2 separate regions of the Homo sapiens genome follow, and region 2 is linked to region 1. Evidence: chromatin loops called from intact Hi-C (ENCODE). Cell type or tissue: CD14-positive monocyte. All regions are shown on one strand.

Evidence for each region. A loop is a pair of places that touch in the nucleus more often than their neighbours do. Peaks named below come from ENCODE experiments on the same cell type or tissue, not always from the same donor. Only the 100,000 strongest peaks of a DNase experiment are listed, where the experiment ranks them.
Region 2: a loop joins it to region 1, with 1.9 times the contacts of the local background. A loop is called at or near these places in 3 of 110 quality-filtered maps.

The regions. Positions count from the first base shown.
Region 1 is chr9:134,191,936-134,199,935 of GRCh38, reverse strand. All of the region lies in intron 1 of LOC124902298 (a long non-coding RNA gene), which reads right to left. Among named protein-coding and RNA genes, the nearest start is that of RNU6ATAC, 31 kb to the right of the region's middle. In CD14-positive monocyte, no CTCF peak of the experiment used is centred here; a DNase peak (open chromatin) is centred at 4,255; H3K4me3 peaks cover 864 bases; H3K27ac peaks cover 745 bases.
Region 2 is chr9:134,300,847-134,308,846 of GRCh38, reverse strand. No RefSeq gene overlaps it. Among named protein-coding and RNA genes, the nearest start is that of LINC02247, 9.4 kb to the right of the region's middle. In CD14-positive monocyte, no CTCF peak of the experiment used is centred here; no DNase peak of the experiment used is centred here.

The sequences.
Region 1 (8,000 bases):
TTATTATTATTATTATTATTATTGAGACAGGGTCTCGTTCTGTTGCCCAGGCTAGAGTGCAGTGGCTCACTACGGCCTCAACCTCCTCGGGCTCAGGTGATCCTCTCACCTCAGCCTCCCGAGTAACTGGGATTACAAGTGTGCATCACCATGCCCATCTAATTTTTTTTATTTTTCATAGAGACACGGTTTTGCCTGTTGCCCAGACTGGTCTCCAACTCCTGGGTTCAAGTGATCCACCCACCTTGGCCTCCCAGTGCTGGAATTACAGATGCGAGCCACTGCACCCAGCCCTGATTGTTTTTTGAATGTTGAACCAGACTTGCATCCTTGCATAAACCTCATTGGTCAGATGTGTTATCCTTTTCATATATTGCTGGATTTGATTTGCTGGTATTTTATTGAGGATTTACGTGTCTTTGCTCATGGGGAATATTGCTCTATAGCTTTCTTTTTCTTTTTTTTTTTTTTTTTTTTTTTGCAATGTCTGGTTTTGATATCAATGTAATGTTGGCCTCATAAAAAGGGTTGGTAATTGTTCCCTCCTCTTCCATTTTCTGGAAGAGATAGTGTAGAGTTGGCATTAATTCTTTCTTAAGTATTGGTAGAATTCACAAGGAAAGTCGTCTAGGCCCAGAGTTTGTATTGTTGTTAGGTTTTTAACAACAAATTTAATTTCTTTAATTTATATGGTACCATCTATTTTTTCTTGAATGAGCTTTGGTAACTGTCTTTCAAGGAATTTGCCCATTTTTTCTAAGTCGTAAAATGTGGGAACATAAAATTGTTTGTAACATTCTTTTTGTTTATTTCTTTAGAGACAAGGTCTCTCTCTGTCATCCAGGCTGGAGTGCAGTGGTGCGATCATAGCTCACTGCAGACTCTAACTCCTGGGCTTAAGCAATCCTCCCACCTCAGCCTACCAAGTGGCTGGGACTATAGGCCCACACAATCATGCCCAGCTATTTGTCTGTTGGCTTGGTTTTTGTAGGAAATCCTCTTGCAGTGTTCTCTATCTCATCATCTACCTAATTACAGAAACCAGAAACCAGAAACCTCAAACCCTCACCCCCAAATCTAGTCTGTCCCTACGTTAGTTGATGTGATCACTTTACACTGTTTATCCCATCAGACTTTCCTCCAGAAGCTGCCATCACCACCAGCACCAGCGCCAGCACCAGCTCCTTAATGCACATCATTGCCTACATGATTAAGGTGGCTTCTAACTACTCTGCCCACCTTGCTCCAGCAACTCTCCTATCTACTCTATGGAGGGGAGCTGGAATGAACCTTCCAAAAGTCACAAACCTGACTGCATCATCCCCCTGCTTAAAACTCTCCAAATATTTTCTATCGTTTTATTGTTTTAATACCAACTTTCTTTTTTTTTTTTTTTTCTTTTTCTTTGAGACAGGGTCTTGCTCTGTCACCCAGGCTGGAGTACAGTGGTGCGATCACAGCTCACTGTAGCCTCTAACTCCCAGGATCAAGTAATCCTCCTGCCTTAGCTTCCTGAGTAGCTGGGATGACAGGCACAACCACCAAGCCCAGCTAATTAAAAAAAATTTTTTTTGTAGAGACAGGGTCTTGCTATGTTTCCAGGCTGGTCTCAAACTCCTGGCCTCCCAAGTGATCCTCCTGCTTTGTCCTCTCAGGGCACTGGGATTACAGGTATGAATCACCACGCCCAGCCTATAATGTTCTGTATTAACCTTTAAATATCTGTAGGATCTGTAATGATATCCCCTCTTTCATTTCTGATATTGGTAATTTGTGTCTCTTTTTTTCTTGATCAGTCTGATCAGAGCCTTGTCAATTATATTAATCTTTTCATAGAAGCAACTTTGGTTTCCTTGATTATGTTTTCCTATTGCTTTTCCATTTTCTATTTCATGGACTTCTGCTCTTGTCTTTAGTGTTTCCTTCCACCTGTTTCCTTTAAGGTTGTTTTTTGTTTTTTATTTTTGAGACAAAGTCTCGCTCTGCCACCCAGGCTGGAGTGCAACAGCACAATCTCGGTTCACGGCAACCTCCGCTTCCCAGGTTCAAGCAATTCTCCTACCTCAGCCTCCCCAGTAGCTGGGATTACAGGCATGCACTGCCACCACACCCAGCTAATTTTTTGTATTGGTAGAGACAGGGTTTCACCATGTTTGCATGGCTGGTCTCGAACTCCTGACCTCAAGTGATCTGCCCGCCTCGGCTTCCCAAAGTGCTGGGATTGCAGAAGTCAGCCACCGCGCCCAGCCTGCTTTAAGTTTAATTTGTTTCTTTTTCTAGTTTCTAAAGATGGAAGCATAGATCATTGATTTCCTTTTATTAATATAAGCATTTAATGCTATAAATTTTCCCTTAAACATTGCTTTAGCTATATCACACAAAGTCAATATGTTCTGTTCAGACATGTTATAAGAAGTCAGTATAGTTTATTTTGGGCAAAAAACTTTGAAATTCCTATGTAGCTTATTCATAATAGGCATTTTCCATGAAGTTGTCGAAGACCCCCAGAATCCCACTTTACAATCCCAGTTTAATTTTTTAGTCATCTATTGATCCATTTGACAAACATTGTGATGCTTAGTGTATATAAAGCACTATGCTAGTCTGGTCAGAGAGATGGCTATTCATCAAACTATCACATAAATAAATATACGATGCTGTGAGGCAGAGGTTAAGGAGGATGCAGCATGGGTCAGCCTCTGGAGGCTGAGGAAGAGCTAGCGCAGTGCAGAGCACCAGCACGGCAGTGGGACTGGCAAGCGTAGAGCCCTTGACAGAAGCAGGACCTTCAAGGGGTTGCATGAGGAAGAGGAGGGGCCTTCTGGCCTGTGATGAAGCTGGAGGGGTCAGCAGTGGCCAAGCTGTGCAGGTTTCTGCAAGTCAGGTAGGAAAAGTTGATACCGGCCAGGTGCAGTGGCTCACACCTGTAATCCCAGCACTTTGAGAGGCCGAGGCAGGAGGATCACTTGGGGCCAGGAGTTAGAGACCAGCCTGGGCAACACAGCAAGACCCCATCTCTACTGAGAAATACAAAAATTAGCCAGGCATGGTGGCACACACCTGTGCTCCTGGCTACTCGGGAGGCTAAGGCAGGAGGATCACTGGAGCCCTGGAGCTCGAGGCAGCGGTGAGATGTGATTGCGCCACTGCACTCCAGCTTGAGTGACAGAGCAAGACCCTGTCTCAAAAGAAAAAATAATGATAAGGATAAAAAAGAAAGTTAGTATTAATACAAAGAACAATAGGCAATATTTGAAGAGTTTTAAGCAAAGGGATGAGGCAATGGCGTTTGTATTTTAGAAAGGTCACTGCAGCTTCCCTCCGTAGAGGCAGAGGTGCCAGAGCACATGTGGGCAAAGTAGTTAGAAGTCACTGTATTTTTTTTTTTTTTTTGAGACAGAGTCTCACTCTGTTGCCCAGGCTGGAGTGCAACGTTGTGATCTCAGCTCACTGCAACCTCCACCTCCTGGGTTCAAGCAGTTCTCCCTGCCTCAGCCTCCTGAGTAACTGGGATTACAGGTGCCCACCACTATGCCCGGCTAATTTTTGTCATTGTTGGGTTTTTGTTTTTGTTTTTTGTTTTTGAGATGGAGTTTTTGCTCTTCACCCAGGTTGGAGTGCAATGGTTCAATCTCGGCTCACTACAACCTCTGCCTCCTGGGTTCAAGCAATTCTCCTGCTTCAGCCTCCCTAGTAGCTGGGATTATAGGTGCTCACCACCAGGCCCAGCTAATTTTTTTTTTTTCTGTATTTTTAGTAGAGACGGGGTTTCAGCATGTTGGCCAGGCTGGTCTCAAACTCCTGACCTTAGGTGATCCACCCACCTCGGCCTCCCAAAGTGCTGGGATTACAGGTATGAGCCACCGCACCTGGCCTAATTTTGTATTTTTAATAGAGATGGGGTTTCGCCATGTTGGCCAGGCTGGTCTCAAACTCCTGACCTCAGGCAGTCCACCCACCTCAGCCTCCCAAAGTGCTGGGATTACAGGTGTGAGCCACCGCGCCCAGCCAGAAGCCACTTTAATCATGTAAGCAATGATGTGGATTAAGAAGCTGGCACTGGTGTTGGTGGTGATGGCAGCTGCTCTAGGAAAGTCGATGGAAAAACCAGTGTAAAGTGGTCACATCAACTATCATGGGGCAGACTAGATTTGGGGGCGAGGGTTGAGGAACGTTAGATTTCTAGTTTGTGTAATCAAGTACATGATGAGATAAGAAGACTGCAAGAGGACTTCCTTTTTCCTGTGGTTGTGTGTGTGCAGATTTTTTTGGTTGTTGTTAAGGCATGAAGATGTGCAAACAGGAAGAATCTCATTTTTTTTACCTAATTCCTTCATTCGAGTTATTTATATGTGTATTTCCTCAATTAGCTTATGAGCTCTTTCAGTCCAGGAAACACTTTTTATTTTCAAATATAACCCGAGAGCTTAGCTCATAGGTTTGTTTGTTTGTTTAATAGCATGGCTTTCCTTAAATTAAAAAAACAGAGAAAAAACGTTTTAAATAAAATTAAGCACAGCAACATAAAAAACACTTTCAATATCAGTAAAACACAGGACAAGATTCAAGGAAATCCATGTAGAGGCATTATTAGTATTTTTGCTAACTTGGACTATCAAAGCTTAATCTGATCTTGACCTTATTTTTCAACTATATAATAATGCCTTAAAAATATTCAGAATCTCTATTCTAAAGTCAGAACTAATTTTTAGGATTGAAAAAAAAAAAAATGGGGCCGGGCACAGTGGCTCATGCCTGTAATCCCAACACTTTGGAAGGCCGAGGTGGGATCACGAGGTCAGGAGTTCGAGACCAGCCTGGCCAATGTAGTGAAACCTCGTCTCTACTAAAAATATACAAAATTAGCTGGGCGTGGTGGCGGGCACCTGTAATCCCAGCTGCTCAGGAGGCTGAGGCAGGAGAACTGCTTGAACCTGGGAGGCAGACGTTGCAGTGAGCCAAGATGGTGCCATTGCATTCCAGCCTGGGCGACAGTGTGAGACTCCATCTCAAAACAAAAAAAAGAAAAAAAAGTTTATATGTTGTGTTTTTTGCTTCTTGTTGTTGTTGCTGTTATTATTATTATTATATTTTTAGACAGAGTTTTGCTCTTGCTGCCCAGGCTGGAGTGCAATGGCGCGATATCGGCTCACTGCAACCTCCACCTCCTGGGTTCACGCAATTCTCCTGCCTCAGCCTCCCAAGTAGCTGGGATTACAAGCATGCACCACCATGCCCAGCTATTTTTCTATTTTTAGTAGAGATGGGGTTTTACCATGTTGGTCAGGCTGGTCTCAAACTCCTGACCTCAAAGGCTCCACCCACCTCAGCCTCCCAAAGTGCTGGGATTACAGGTGTGAGCCACTGCACCCACTGTTTTTTTAAGAGACAGGTTCTCACTATGTTGCCCAGGATGAGTTCCTGGCCTCAACTCATCCTCCTGCCTTGGCCTCCCAAAGTGCTAGGATGGGATTACAGGCATGAGCCACTGTGTCCAGCCAATATGTTGCGTTTTAATTTTCATTCAATTCCAATATGTTGTAATTTCCGTTGCCGTTAACCATTCCCCTGTGGCCCTGGGCAGACAAGACAAGCAGGGGCTGGGGGACACATAGGCGGGGACTCTGGGATTCTGCACTGCCCCAGGCCAATCCCCAGAGAGCGCCTCGAAGGAGAGAGGCTGTATCAGAGTTCCCAGGCCTTCCTGAATGCCTTCCCAGCACAGACTCTCTCAGGCCATCCCGCCTGGGGTGGCATTAGGGCTGCAGTCTTCCTGATGCTGGGCCCCTCTTAGCACCCAGGGCCCACTTCACCCATGCTCCAAGGGGGACGGGTCCTTCCCTGGGTAGCTCTGTGTCTACTGGCCTCACTGCTGGCCAGGGAGAGTGGGTTAGCACCTCCTAGTCTTGATGTCCCTGAGCGCACGGCACTCATTTTGGAGTAGGGAGCATTAAGATTCCTTATCCAAGGTCACCCAGCCAGGAGGGTCTGGTGTCAGAGCAGAAGTGGGACAGGAGACTTCCGGAGGTGTCCCCAGGACTCGGGAAGGCTTACTGCAGGAAGCAGTGCTATAGGGAGCCAGGGTCTGGTGTGTGGCGCCAGCATCACCCCGCTGCTCTCACTCTCACTTTCCTTATGGAACCTGAGGGGGCATCTGTGTTTCTGAACCAAGAGGCAAGGACATGTTTGAGAAGAAATGCCAAGTCCTGAACCACAGCTTCACCTCACAGCCAGCTGTGACCCTGGCATGGCTGCTGGCTCTGCTCATGGGGCAAGGCGGGCAGAGGATGACCCAGAGCCCCTGCCTCACCGTGCTCACCTTGGACCCCTCCTGTTACTCCTGGGACGAAAAAGGGAAGCGAGGGAGAGAGTGAGGGCAGTGGGCAGGTGTGTGGGACCTGCCTTGGACACTGAGCTCGCCCAGGGTGCCGCTCCCAGGAGGCTCTGCCCTGCCCTGCGGGAGGGTGCCTTTTCCACGAGTCCCCACTGGCCACAGGTGCCCAGCCCAGGCCCTGGCAGGAGGCAGTGGCTGGCAGGGCCCCAGCCCAAGTGCCTCTGTCGCACTCACCACCCCCGCACACTAGGCCCCTGATGCAGCGTCCTCCCCCAGCCCCTTTGTGCTGATGGCCCCCAAGCTTCTCCAAGATGCAGAACCTGCTAGTGGCATCGTGTTCTTGTACCAAATTAGCCACACTTAAGTGCCCGCTGCCTGAGCCCCCTGCAGAAGCTGACTCACTCACTTGAGGCCACTCGAAATGCACAGTTCCCCGGAAGCCCTCGCCTTCCACCCAAGGCTCTGCCGAGGGCCTGACTTCAGCAGGAGCTCATTTTAAGGGGCTAGGGGCAGAGAGTGGGGGCTCCAGCCATTTAAGGAGGCAGCTGTGCCCGCAGCTTCGCTGCAGCTCTGCGGGGGCAGCTCAGTCATCTGCCGTAAGAGCAGCCCTGTGCAAGAGGAGACAGCAGCAGATCTAAACCTCAGGCTGTCCAAATCAGGCCCCAGGAGAGAGGAAGCCTCAGAGTCTTCCTCCTGAGTCCTCCCGTTGGCCTCTCTGGGTGGCTTGAGCAAGGTGAACCCAGGGGGCTCAAGTCCTGGGGGAAACAGAGGGGCTCCAGGTCCCAGGGTACAGCCCGCAAAGCCCTGGCTTGGTGTAGCTGCTGAACGCCTTGGGCAGTCACCTGCTCCTCCAGGAGACTGAGTTTCATGGTAAACCAGGTCTCTGCATTCCCCTGAGCCCCCACCAGGACTGACCCCAGGGCAGAGATGCAGAAGCCCAGAGAACCCCCGCTGCATCTCCCCCACCAGCCCACCTCCCAGTGTGTCCCCCACCAGCCACACCAGCCCACCTCCCGCTGTGTCCCCCACCAGCCCACCTCTCGGTGTGTCCCCCACCAACCCGACTCGCCACACCTCCTCCTGGTGCTCCTGCTGAGACCCGTGCTGTCCCTATCCCACCAAGAACCCCCAATGTCACTGACGGAGCAGCAGAAGGCCTGCTGGTTGGGGCCAATCCAGTGCGGGGGTGAAACTCTAAGAAGGCAGGTCAAGGGGCTTTCAGATGAGCTCTGCCCGGGTTCAGTCCCTCCTACCCCACTGCTCTCTGGCTGTCTGACCTCAGGCAAGTCTCTGACCCTCTCTGAGCCTTGGTTTTCTCATATAAACCTGGGGATAATCATTCCTGCGTCACTGCATCTGAAAGATCGGCCCAGTGTTTGGTACGCAGCAAAGTCTGTGGACACCTGTTGAACAATTGAACAAAAGAATGAATGAGTGGGCCAGGCATGGTGACTCAAGCCTGTAATCCTGAAAGTGAGTGAAAAATGAGTGAATGAGTGAGTGAAAAATGAGTGAGTGAGTGAATGAGTGAATGAATGACTGAAAGGATAAGTGAATGAATGAGTCAATGAATGACTGAAAGGATGAGTGAATGAGTGAATGAATGACTGAAAGGATGAATGAATGAGTGGATGAATGACTGAAAGGATGAATGAATGAATGGGCG
Region 2 (8,000 bases), 110 kb before region 1:
TCCCATGGTGTCTGTTCCATGGTGTGGGCTCCCGTGGTGTCTGCTCCCATGGTGTGGGCTCCCGTGGTGTCTGCTCCCGTGGCATTGGTTCCAGTGGTGTCTGTTCCATGGTGTGGGCTCCCGTGGTGTCTGCTCCCATGGTGTGGGCTCCTGTGGTGTCTGCTCCCGTGGCATTGGCTCCCATGGTGTCTGTTCCATGGTGTGGGCTCCAGTGGTGTCTGCTCCCATGGCATTGGCTCCAGTGGTGTCTGTTCCATGGTGTGGGCTCCCGTGGTGTCTGTTCCCATGATGTGGGTTCCCACGGTATCTGCTCCCATGGTGTGGGTTCCCATGGTGTCTGCTCCTGTGGTGTCTGCTCTTGTGGTGTCTGCTCCTGTGGCATGTGTCCCTGTGGTGCAGGTGCCGTGGTGCAGCCATCCGTGGTGCAGGTGCTGGGTGAAGGCAGGAAGAGAGTGCATTAGCAGAGCAAAGGAGCAGGGCAACCATACAGACTTGGACAGTTTTGGGGTGCCTAAGAAGAGAGTCTATGGTCCGGGAGGGACAGGCTGTGTGGTCCAGGGCTCAGAACCAGAACCCTGGAGGGAATTCTGGTAGAAGCTCGAGCTGTCAGTGCTAGGTACAGCTGGAGTGAGAGGCAAGAACACCCATACCTAAGAGTATGTGAGTTGGGGGCCTGGGGGCAGTCAAAAATCAAAATCACTGGGATCCCAGGTCCCAGCATCGACGTACCCTCCACGGTCCTCACCCGCTCAAGGTCTGGCTCTATATCCGGGCCACAAGCAGCTCCTGTAAGTCGTTAAAAAATGTTCCTGTCCCCCAGGAAACAGCAAGCAGTGGGCTGTACTGGGTTCCCTGGCCCCGTATCTAAGCCTTCCCGCATTTGGCTGCATTTTCTTTCCAAGACCGCTCCCCCTGCCACCCCAACACCTAAAATACAATTAGTTATTTGTACTGGGTGTGTCTGCTCAGAGAAGACTTTGAACTTCACCCGATGTGGGTGGGGGAGTTAATCACTAAAAGGAGCGGGATTCAGTTAGCTCAAGATCAATGGGCTGTGCTCCATGCCATAACCAAACTGAGCCCTCTGAGGAGGAAAAGAGCTTCAGAAAGCACCCTGCCTTGTAACCATAAACCCCTCAATTTCTTATGGGGTGATCTTGGGAAGAGGCAGGGGGCATGGGCTTGCGGATCAGGCAGACCTAGGTTCAAGTTCTGGCCCCAGGAGTATGACTTCAGTCCAGTCCCCAAAGCTCCAAACCCCCAAATTCTCATCTGTAAATGAAATGTGTGGGAGAGGAAGTCCTCCTCCCCCAGGGCAGTTCTGGGGCAGGCAGGCTGCCCTGTTCCCACTCCGACCCCTCTCCACTGCCTGTGCCCCTTTTCCTCTCAGGGCAGCCCCGGGCAGCCAGGGCCCTGTGGTGACTCCCCATTGGCAGGCCTGGCAAAAGAAAGTCCCCAGCTGTGGGTAGCATGGGGACCCCTGGGGCTGCTGGGTGGCACCCTCCAGCCTGCCTCATCTTCTGGGGCTGCCCTGCTCTGGAGTGACCATACCCCACCAGGGCCCCAGGGCAGATCTTGGCTCACTTTGTGCTGGGGCCACACATGGCCTTCACGGCCTTTCTTCTGTGGCTTGGTACAGCTCTGCTAGTGCCAGCCTCACAACACGCCTGCCTCCCCCATGCTGAGAAGTCAGAGGTCTGGATGGCTCTTTGTTTAAAGAAACAACCGCAGTTTCCAGCGGACCCCATAGCAGGACAAGGCCCAGGTCGGAGCTCAAGCCTGTAATGCTCAACCAGGCGGCCACGGCACTTGTCCAGGAGGTGGCTGAGGCCAGAACCATCAGACCCACTGTTCTGGTGCCGACTGTCATGGAACACATTGCCCCCAAATTTAGTAGCTCCTGGCAGCCATTTCATTACATTTCACAATTGCGTAGGTCAGGAATCCCATGGGGTCCACCCAGCTGCTTCTGCTTCATGAGGTGTAAACGAGGCTCACTGGGTGGTATTTGCTGGCAGCCAGCTGGTCTGGAGGCTCTAACAGGGTTGTCTGCACGAGTCTGGCTCCTTGGCAGCATGACTGGAAGGCTGGGCTCAGCTGGGACTGTCACCCAGAATTCCTGCACGTGGCCTATCCAGCATGGTGTTCTCGCAGTAAGCCTTCTGTGTCACAGTTCAGGGCTCCCAGAATGTCCCAGAGGCTCAGAGGGGGAGCTGCAAGGCTTCTTCTGGCCAAGCTTAAAAACCATGTGACATCATTTCCACTGTATCCTATTGGTTAAGCAGGCTGCAGAGCCAGCCCAGATTCACAGGGAGAGGAATTAGATCCCACCTCTCAATAGGTGGGAGATTGCTCTGGAAGGGCTCTCTGACAAGTCTATTTCCTTGGCTGGCTGTATAGTGAACCCATGAGAAAGGGGTTTTATCATAACCATAAACATTATCATCATCACCACCATCAACATCCTTACCACCATCATCATCACCATCAACATCATCATCATCATCACCACCATTAACATCATCACCATCAACATCATCATCACCACTACCATTAACATCATCATCACCACCACCATTAACATCATCACCATCATCACCATCATCATCACCACCACCATTAACATCATCACCATCAACATCATCATCACCACTACCATTAACATCATCATCACCACCACCATTAACATCATCACCATCATCACCATCATCATCACCACCACCATTAACATCATCACCATCATCACCATCATCACTACCATCAACATCATCACCATCACCACCACCAGCATCAACATCATTACCACCATCATCACTACCATCAACATCATCACCACCATCACAGCATCACCAACACCATCAACATCATCACTACCATCAATCATCACCACCACCATCAACACCATCACCACCACCAACATCATTACCACCATCACCATCACCACTACCATCTATCATCATCACCATCACCATCACCACCATCACCACCATCAACATCATTACCACCACCATCATCACCACCACCATCAACATCATTACCACCACCATCACCATCACCACCATCAACATCATTACCACCATCATCACCACCATAAACATCATTACCACCATCATCACCACCACCATCAACATCATTACCACCATCATCACCATCATCACTACCATCAACATCATCACCACTATCATCACCATCAACATCATCATCACCACCAACATGGTGATCACCACCATCAACATCATTACCACCATCTTCCTTACCAGCACCATCATCACCACCATCATCGCCACCATGGTCATCATCACCATCATCATCACCCTCATGGCAATCACCCTCACTGTGGGGCACCAACCCTGTGCCTATGCATCTCTAAGGCCAGTGCTGTTAGAATCCCTCTGGAACCAATGAAGAAACCGGGTCACAATGTGGCTTGCCCACGCTGACCCTGAGAGAAGCATTGGGCCCTGAGTATAAATTGGCCTATACCACACCACTGGCCAAGTGGTTACCATTAAAGCACTTGCTCCCCTTGTCTCCCAGAGGCTGCGCTGAGGCCAGCTCACGAATCCTCACCACAGACTGTGAGGAAGGCTTTATTATCCCCAAACAAGAAATGGAGAAATCAGGGCCCAGAGAGGGAGAGCCCGGGTGTGCCTGGAGGCCCAGCCTCTGGAGTCCAGTACTCAGGTCCTACACTGCACAGCTGTCTGAGCTCGGGAGACGACAGGATGGGCTGTGCAGAGCAGCGGCTGGTGGTGCTTTCTACGCTAATCAAGCTAATTGGATAATTGCCACTTCATGGTATTTGGTGTTGACACAACCTTGAGCTGGGCTTTCTAACAGAGGCTTTTATCCGAACCTCTCCAGGAGGCTCCTCTGGCTGGTGAACGGGGCCTCCTGCTCTCCCAGCCAGGGGCACCAGGGTCTCCTTTTCTAGCTGGGGGTGGGGAGACACGGCAGAGAAGAGAGGCCAAACGACCATCGGAGGTCACAAAGCGACCCGTGGATGAGGTGACAAGAGCAGCCCTCATCTGCCCACTGCCTCCGGCTCTGACAACTAAATCACCCCAAAGAGACGTGGGTGATTTCATTTCTATTCCATCTGCAGGAGGGGGAAAAAAATCAATGTTTGCTAAATGAAAAGGAAAGAGATCGGCAGGAGGAAAATGTATTTTCAACTTTTAATAGGGTATTATCGACAATGAGGAGTCAGAAGTGAAGCAGCAGGGCCCGCCTGACTGTGGGGCTCAGCTTCAATGGGGGGCGTGATCGCGGGGGCCGGGGGTCAGGGACAGTAGGGGACAGCGAGGAGAGGGCACACACTGAGGACAACAGACGCCCCTTCTGCCAAGCCCAGGGTGGCCGGCGGCCTGAGTGAGTCCCAGCTCAGTGCCCCCAAGTGGGCAGAGACAGGGGTCCAGCTGGGAGACCAGGGGAACAGGAAAAAGAAGTCAGACGTGGGCTTCTGGAAGAGCCCACGCCCTGCTCAGGGTACGAAGTGCAGGCGGAGGAGGGCTGGGTGGATCAGAGATAGGGCATCCGTAGCAAGAGGCACACGGCCTTCCAGGCATCCTATGGGCTTAGGAAACTTGCACAAGGCATCAAATCCCTGTGGGCCATGTGGATTGGGAAGGGTCTGGTTTTACCCATTCCTTTGCCCTGCTGTCTATTTAGGAAAAATGTTGAGCATCTCTCATGTGCCAGGGGTAGTGCCAGACGCAGAGGACACAATAGTGACTGAGGCAGCGGCTGTCCCTGCCCTGGGGCTGACGGTTTGACAATTAATTACAGGGATAGGTGGTGAATGTTAGGCTGGGGGAAGAGGTGTGACAGCAGAGGGGATGCCTAATTCAGGCTGAGAAGGGAGAAGGCCTTCTGAAGAAGGGGCATGGCATAAGTCTCAGAGCAGCCAAGCAAAAAGAAGGGAAGCATGTTTCCAGCTGAAGGAGCCACATGGTTGAAGGCCCAGATCCAGAAGGGGAGAGGAACGGACCAGGCTTTAGGAGGTCCTGCCATGGGGAGGGGGGCTGAGGACGGAGGTGAGCAGGGACAGGGGTGCTGGCAGAGACGGTGCCCGGGACCTGCCTCACCTAAGCCAGGGATTCTGCACCAGAAGCTCGGATGTGTTTATGTCAGGGCAGGTCTAGATTTGGGAGAGACAGAAAGCCTGTTCAGTCTGCAGGCCTCTTTAAGAAAATGAATACTGGCCAGGCGCCGTGGCTCATGCCTGTAATCCCAACACTTTGGGAGGCCAAGGCAGGCAGATCGCCTGAGGTCAGGAGTTCAAGACCAGCCTGGCTAACATGGCGAAATCTCGTTTCTACTGAAAATACAAAAATTAGCCAGGCGTGGTGGCAGACCCCTGTAATCCCAGCTACTCGGGAGGCTGAGTCAAGAGATTTACTTGAACCTGGAGGTGGAGGTTGCAGTGAGCTGAGATCTTGCCATTGGACTCCAGTCTGGGGCGACAAGAGTGAAACCCGTCTCAAAAAAAAAAAAAAAGGCCAGGCGCGGTGGCTCACACCTATAATCCCAGCACTTTGGGAGGCCAAGGTGGGTGGATCACGAGGTCAGGAGATGGAGACCATCCTGGCTAACATGGTGAAACCCCATCTTTACTAAAAATACAAAAAAATTAGCCAGGCATGGTGGAGGGCGCCTGTAGTCCCAGCTACTCAGGAGGCTGAGGCAGGAGAATGGCGTGAACCCGGGAGGCGGAGCTTCCAGTGAGCCGAGAGCGCACCACTGCACTCCAGCCTGGGCGACAGAGCGAGACTCCGTCTCAACAAAAAAGGATACTAACTTAGGAATCTAAAATTAGGTCTACGGCCTTGCAGGAAGGCCCTGCGACAAGTGAGGTTGCAGAAGTTCCAGCTGTACCACCTTCACAGCAAAGCCCCATCCATCCACACACCTTCACTTCCCGCCATCTCCCCTAAAGCCGTTCTTCGTTTATGGTCCATGCGGTCACCCTCTTGACCATGCTTACAGGGCTTTATCTGCCCAGAGCTAAACTAAGCCTGCCCCATCCATCCCTCGTGGTCCAGCCCTGCTTCCTTAGTTTTGATTCAGCTCTTGGTCACCTGTCACCACCTCTCTGGAGCCTCTGTCAGAGTCTTTCCTTGGGACTCTGCGGGGCAAGGCATTGGTAAACTAGGGTACACGGCACAGGTGCAAGAGGTATTATCTTCATCACGTTAGGTCATCTGTCTGAAGTGGGCCTTTTTACGTATGTTGTCCCAGGAGGCATGAATTTTAAAGTCCTTTCCCCTTTAAATGAAAAAAGAAATTCATTTGAGAAAGCTTAGAAAATTTTTAAAAGTAAAGCATAAGAAACACACACACACAAAAAAAACAAAAATAAATAAAGGATAAGAGACAAAAGAAAAATACCAGTGATCTCACCATGAAGAAATAACCATTATTTGTGCTTTGTTTCATTTCCTGTTAGCCTTTTTTATCATGAATAAATTCATAAATTTTTTTACTTAATTCAGATCATACTATATTTACCACTTTCTACCCTGTTTTTCAATTAAATTATTAATTTAATTTGATTATTTAATTATTAATTATGATTGTACATTTTCCATCAAATTATTAACTTAATAAGTATTTTTCAATTAATTTTCAATTAGGCACATTTTATTGTCCCATTAAATACCCGTAAGCTCTCATTGGTAATGGTAGCAACGGGGTCTGGCAGACAGATTTATAGCAATTAACCCGGCTCCTCCCTAAGATAACTCCTCTGACGAATACCCTTGTCCATACACCTCTGTGGGTTCTGGGCTGTTTTCTTTGCATGACTCCCCGGCCAGGAAACTGTAAGTCAGAGGTGTGTTCACTGCGTCCCCGCAGCCTGGTGAGCTCAGGAAGGGCCTGGCTGCCACCTTTGTGGTATTCTTGAGAGCTATTTGTTGGTGTTTTCTTGAGGATTGGTTTTCAGTTCTTTTATGACTCAGGCCTGTGAACCTTTTCTCATATTCTCACCATCCACAAAACCGATCATAACCAGGCATCCCCCTGCAGACTGACAGAATTTATCTGAGCAGGGTCCATTTGTCAACTGCCCCGTGCCCATTTTTCCCCCTGAGATGCGGTCAGGGTCCCCAACCTCTGGCACCCTCACAGAGAGGAACTGGAGGTGTGCTGGTGAAGGCAGCGTTGGTGATGGGTGCAGGTAAACTGCAAGGCCTGGGCCCTGCCCAAGGCTGTGATAGAAAAGAGGGACTGTTCTCCGCAGGCTTGCCGGGGGAATGGGAGGAGGCAGTGACCTGAGCCCAGAGACACAGGGCAGGGAGGGGACACTGGCAGGGGGTATGATGCAGCTCGCCCAAGGTGACCTCTCAGAGAGGGAGCTGGAGAAATCAATACCCTGACCATACCTGACACGCCTCTCCGAGGCTGGAGGGCTGAGCTCTTCGTTCAGTCCCTAAGGGTCAGCCTCCAAGGCCACAGAGCCACATGGAGGTCAGGGAGGAGGCTCCCAAGAGGCCAAGGATGACCTGTGGCTCAGTCAGCTTTCTTTCTTTCTTTTTCATTTCATTCTCTTTCTTTCTCTCTCTTTTTCCTTCCTTCCTTTTCCTCCCTCCCTCTCTCCCTTCCTTCCTTTCTTTCTTTCTGTTTCTCTCTCTCTTTCCTTCCTTCCTTTTCTTTCTCCTTCCTTCCTTTCTCCCCTCCCTTCCCCTCCCCTCTCCTCCCTTTCTCCCTCCCTCCCTTCTTCCTACCTTCCTTCCTTTTATCTCTTTCTCCTTCCTTTCCCCCCTCCCTTCCCCTCCCTTCCCCTCCCCTCCCATCCCTGTTCTCCCTTTCTCCCTCCCTCCCTTCTTCCTTCCTTCCACTCTTTCTTTCTTTCTTTCTTATTCTTTCTTTCTTTTCTTCCTTTCTTCCTCTCTTCCTTTCTTTCTTTTTGTCTCTGTTGCCCGGGTTGGAGGGCAGTGATGCAATCACAGCTCACTGCAACTTGGGCCTCCTGGGCTCAGGGGATCCTCCAGCATCAG